Regions from separate parts of the Homo sapiens genome. Here region 1 is linked to region 2. Evidence: read pairs that join two places in POLR2A ChIA-PET (ENCODE). Cell type or tissue: PC-9. All regions are shown on one strand. Each heading gives the region's core, and the rest is flanking DNA. Links, peaks and the distances in the headings are about the cores only.

Region 1 (2,862 bases), core at 1-2,500, 260 kb before region 2:
GAGAAAGACAGCCATACAAGTCCAGTAAAGAGTAAACCTGGCTGAAATGAATTAAAAAGTGAGGCTCTGTCATACCTCTAAATAGATCCAATGACCCAAAACTCTAGTCACAGGTGACTGTATTTGGAACAGACACCTAACCTAAGATGGACCAGAAACTCATGAGATATCAAGAGACAGTTCAGTAGTCTCCTTGTGTAGCTAGAAATGTAATTCATAGATGTCTTTTGAGAATCTGTGTTGCCATATTCTGTAAAATGAACAGAAAAGCAAATAAAACCAGTGTATTAAAAAAGAGCAGAGGCCAGGTATGGTAGCTCACACCTGTGTAATACCAACACTTTGGGAAGTTGAGGCAGGAGGATCACTTGAGCCCAAGAGTTCAAGAATAGCCTAGCTAACACAGCAAGACCCTATCTCTATAAAATATTTTTTTAATTAGCAAAAAAAAAAAAAAAAAAAAAAAAAAAGAGAGAAGACAATGAGTTATACAGAGAGAAATAGAGTGGGATGACAAAAACCCAAGTCCTGATGGCTTCCTAAATCTCAATTCCTGTCCCTTCTTGCAGCAAAGCTCTGCACTCCTCCCCTTGATGTCAAGAGGTACTCCTATAACCTTATGATTAATTTGCCTTTGAACTTCGCTAACACAACTTGTTTTACATTACTAGCCATTAGTGTGACTGAACTAATACAAATCCAAAACACTATAGACAAAAAAAAAAAAAAAAAATAGACCGAAATAGGTAACTGGTGCTCAAATCCCAAACCCACCCAAACCTACCCACTGAAAAGGCAAAGCAATGGGGAAAAAGACAGTAAATTCTGTCTTTTCTATATTCATTTCACATATTTGGCCATCCCCCTCATAGATAAAACAAAAAGCTCAAGCTTGACTGAGAAACAGAACATAAATATCAGCATGCTATAGGCTTTATGGACCTGGAAAAAAATCTGCTCAAACAAATCTTACCTGTTATCAGTGCTGGATCTATCCCTAGCAAGTGTAGAAACAGCAACAGGCAAGCCAAGATTTGAAGAAAGAGTGACATTTTCCAAAATCCCACTGTTACCAAATAATGAATTGGTGAGAAAGCTTGGAAATGATTCTTCTGCTATACCTCGAAAATCTTCCATCTCACTGCAATAACAAAAGTATTTCTATAGGTCACATATTACTATAAAATGTTTTTAAATGATTAAAAGCATTGTCTTAGAAAACTAATAAATCTTAGGAAAAAAATCCTTTTTTTAGCATTAGTAAGGGGGAAATAGGCAAATAGTCTGAGGTAAAATAAATCTCAGAATACTTTGCTACTTTATAGATGAGAATAGAAACCTTAAACATTAAACTTACCTTCTTATAATTAACATAATAATGCAATACAACACATTTTAATTTGCCCTTTGCTTGGTGTAGCTAGGAAAATGAATTACTACAAACTTATCTAGTAAAGAAAGCAAAGATGGCATAACACTGATGGTATATACAAATGATTTTAGGACATATTTAAAAGTTTGGTAGTTACATACTCATTCTAATACGGAACAGAAAAAGTACAACCAGCAAAAATCTAGCCCGGATCTCAGTGTTGTTAAGACTGAATTAAAAAGTGAACCCATTCAAAGAACAATTTTCAGTTAAAGTATAGTTGGCACATGGACAAGGTAAAAGTGGTAAAAGGGGTACCCAAATGACTAAATCTGGAAAACACCAGCACAAAACCTATGCTATTACTAGAGAACCTGACCACGGTGCTCTGAAGATGTTAGCTAGTCTCAACAATTTTTCAGAGTACGTATCATATACACACTGCATGGAAATCAGTAAAGGAAATAATGGCAGAAGGATAAAAAGATAAATAATCAGGAAAAGCTAAAAAAAATGAGAGGATATTGGCAATGCGCCTTGAAGACTGAGAAGAACTTTTATAGGCAGAGTATGGGATGAGAGAGTTTATTTAGGATGATAAACATGAGCCAAGAAGGAAAAGAATTAAATTTTATTGCATATCTACTAACTTAGCTCACTGAATCCACAGAAAATCTTACAATGTAGGTATTATCCCATTTTACAGGTGAAGAAACAAACTGAGAGACTAAATTAGCTCAATTTTCCCAAGGTTGCAATTAGTAAGATTCAAACCCAGGTCTGACTCGAAAATCCACTCTAAGTGCTAGGTCTATGCTGGCAGTAGCAAATACTCCAATGCATTTTGGCAGCAGGTGAACAAAATAACACAGTAAACGAAGCTAGAATAACAGAATGGAGCCAGATTCTAAAAGTCTGAAACGGTGTGTTGGAAAGTTTGAACTGTACTCTGCAACCAACAAAGAACTGACACAATCAACCTATTATACAGGAAGGGAGAGGACTTAAAAACCTGGAAGACTATTCAAAGAGCTACTTCAGTAATAAAGGAGTATACTAGGATCAATGACAAATTGGATTAAAGCATAGATTTTAGACAGTATGGACTAATTATAAAATATAAAAAGAAAAAGAAGAAGTTTTATGACCACTAAAGAGATTATGAGGCCAGGTGCGATGGCTCATGTCTGTAATCCCAGCATTTTGGGAGGCTGAGGCAGGCGAATCACTTGAGTTCAGGAGTTCAAGACCAGCCTGGCCAACGTGGTAAAACCTCGTCTCTACTAAAAATACAAAAACTAGCTGGGCGTCATGGCGGGCACCTGTAATCCCAGCTATTTGGGAGGCTAAGGCAGGAGAATCACCTAAATCTGCGAGGTGGAGGTTGCAGTGAGCCGAGATTGCGCCCCTGTACTTCAGCCTGGGTGATGGAGCGAGACTCTATCCCCCCCAAAAATAAGAAGAACTTACTTGTTTTGGAATAGGAGTTA
Region 2 (2,919 bases), core at 311-2,810:
TTATGTGGTTATTTAGAACTTGAAACATCATGCCATAGGCATAATGCTTTAAATGTGCTTCTTAAGTTGTGCTTCTCAAAAGTCTATCTTATCCAAAATTTAGCTAAACTAGTGTGTTATTACAATAAAAGTAGTAAACAATATTTGCAATGAATAATAGTGAATAATATCTCCTTAATAGTGGCATAACCCAAACTCATTTGGAGCCCCTTGACCTGTGCTGAAATGAAGTTCCTCAAACCCCATTTCTACAGTGTGGGGAAGTCCAAGCTGCTAGATTTCTGTGAATTCCTAGGCACATATTCTCTTATGGACTCAATATCAAAAGAATGTGCTCACATTAATGCATTAATGAGTAATGTAGGTTTGACTCAAGCTTCTTTAGGGGAAAGGAAGCAGGGCTTGTATTACTCAACTCAAAGATCTATTGTAGCTGGGCACGGTGGCTCACGCCTGAAATCCCAACCCTTTGGGAGGCCGAGGCAGGCAGATCATTTGAGGTCAGGAGTTCAAGACCAGCCTGGCCAACATGGTGAAACCCGTCTCTACTAAAAATACAAAAATTAGCTGGTGTGATGGTAGACGCCTATAATCCCAGCTACGCGGGAGGCTGAGGCAGGAGAATTGCTTGAACCTGGGAGGCGGAGGCTGCAGTGAGCCAAGATTGTGCCACTGCACTACAGCCTGGGCAACAGAGCAAGACTGTCTGAAAATAATAATAATAATAATAAAAAGGTCCATTGTAGATTTTAAACTTTTGTGCACCAAAGGATACTATCAAGAAAATAAAAAGACAAGCCACAGAGTGGGAGAAATACTTGAAAATTATGTATCTGATAAGATTCTATTATCCAGAAGGTAAAAAGAATTCTTACAACTTAAAAGTAAAAAGATAAGTAACCCAATTAAAAAATGGGCATAGGGCAGGGCGCGGTGGCTCACGCCTGTAATCCCAGCACTTTTGGAGGCCGAAGGGGGGCGGATCACGAGATCAGGAGATCAAGACCATCCTGGCTAACACGGTGAAACCCCGTCTCTACTAAAAACACAAAAAATATAGCCGGGCGTGGCGGGCGCCTGTAGTCCCAGCTACTCGGGAGGCTGAAGCAAGAGAATGGCATGAACCTGGGAGGCAGAGCTTGCAGTGAGCCGAGATCACGCCACTGCACTCCAGCCTGGGTGACAGAGAGAGACTCTGTCTCAAAAAAAAAAAAAACAAACATAGCATCTGAATAGACATTTCTCCAAAGAAGATATACAAATGGCTAACAAGCACATGAAAAGATGCTCAACATTCTTAGTCTTTAGAAAGATGTAAATCAAAATTACAAAGAGATAAAGAGACGCCACTTCTCACCACAAAGAGATGCCACATCCCAGCAGGATGGCATGGCAAGGTATGGGGAAATTAGAGCCCTCAGGCATCGCTGGCGATAAGGTCAAATGGTGCCGCCACTGTAGAAAAATAGTTTGGCAGGTTTTCAAAAAGTGAAGCATAGGGTTATCATGTGGTCCATCAATTCCACTCCTAGGAGTGTAGCTGTGATGATTAATTTTGTGTCAACATACGTGGGCCCCAAGGGGCCCAGATGTTTGGTTAAACATGTTTCTGGCTGTCTTTGTGGGTGTTTCTGGATGAGACTCATGTTTGAATCAGTACACAGAGCAAAACGGGTTGCCTTCTCCAAAGCCAGCGGGCCTCATTCAACCCATTGAAGGCCTGCAAAGAACAAAAAAGGTGATGGCGAACCCGTGTAGTCCCAGTTACTCAGGAAGCTGAGGCAGGAGGGTCGCTTGAGCCCAGGAGTTCGAGGCTGCAGCGAGCTGTGATGGCCCCAGCCTGAGTGACACAGTGAGACCTTGTCTCAAACAAACAAACAAAAAACAAAACAAAAAAGAAAAATAAGAATCAGACTCAGACTGGAACTTACAGCACTGGCTCTCCTGGTTTTCAGCCCATGGACTTGGACTAGAACTTACAGCACTGGCTCTCCTGAGTCTCTAGTTTGCTGATTGAAGATCTTGGACTTCTCAGCCTCCATAATCACACAAGCCAATTCCTGATAGTAAATCATGTGTGTGTATACTGTATATATGTGTATACACATGCACCTATATGTATGTGTGTGTATATACTCTGTGTGTGTGTGTGTGTGTGTGTCCTGTAAGTCCTGTTTTTGTTCTCTGGAGAGCCCAGCCTAATATAGCATCTAAGACAAATAAAAGCATATGGTCACATAAGAACATAGACAGAAATGTTCATAGCAGCCTTATTCATAATAGCTAAAAAGTAGAAACAACTCAAATGTCCATCAGCTGAAGAATGGATAAACAAATTATGCTATATCCATAAATGGAATATTCTTTGGCAGAAAAGAGGAATGAAGTGCTGACATGGGCTACGACATGGATGGAACTTGAAAATGCGCTCAGTGAAAGAAGCCAGCCACAAAAAGCCACATATTCCATCACTTCTTTTCTATGAATTGCTCAGAATAAGCAAATACATGGTGTCAGAGAGTAGATTTGTTGTTGGCAGGGGTTGGGGAGGGGAGAAGAGTTTTATAACAGCTTATAAAGTTTACAAGCTAGGCCAGGTGTGGTGGCTCACGCCTGTAATCCCAGCACTTTGGGAGGCCAAGCCCAGCAGATCACTTGAGGTCAGAAGTTTGAGACCAGGCTGGCCAACATGGTGAAACCCCGTCTCTACTAAAAATACAAAAATTAGCCAGGCGTGGTGGTGCATGCCTGTAATCCCAGCTACTCAGGAGGCTGAGGCAGGAGAATCACTTGAACCCAGGAGGTGGAGGTTGCAGTGAGCCGAGATCACGCCACTGCACTCCAGCCTGAGCAACAGAGCGAGACTCCATCTCAAAATAAATAAATAAATGAAGTTTACCAGGTTAATGAGTAAGGAGT

The links. ChIA-PET counts read pairs that join two places held together with the same protein. Peaks named below come from ENCODE experiments on the same cell type or tissue, not always from the same donor. Only the 100,000 strongest peaks of a DNase experiment are listed, where the experiment ranks them.
Region 1: POLR2A ChIA-PET joins it to region 2 with 11 read pairs; 5 of 35 experiments call an interaction of 5 or more read pairs at or near these places.

What each region holds. Positions count from the first base shown.
Region 1 is chr18:12,997,700-13,000,561 of GRCh38, reverse strand. CEP192 (centrosomal protein 192) reads right to left here. Exons shown (of 45, transcript NM_032142.4): 2 at 974-1,141. The coding sequence starts at 1,137. Among named protein-coding and RNA genes, the nearest start is that of CEP192, 7.8 kb to the right of the region's middle. RefSeq lists a silencer at 1-18. In PC-9, for the core only: no CTCF peak of the experiment used is centred there; no DNase peak of the experiment used is centred there.
Region 2 is chr18:12,740,119-12,743,037 of GRCh38, reverse strand. The region is part of intron 1 of LINC01882 (long intergenic non-protein coding RNA 1882); the gene reads left to right. Among named protein-coding and RNA genes, the nearest start is that of LINC01882, 7.8 kb to the left of the region's middle. In PC-9, for the core only: no CTCF peak of the experiment used is centred there; DNase peaks (open chromatin) are centred at 367 and 1,517; H3K27ac peaks cover 1,960 bases.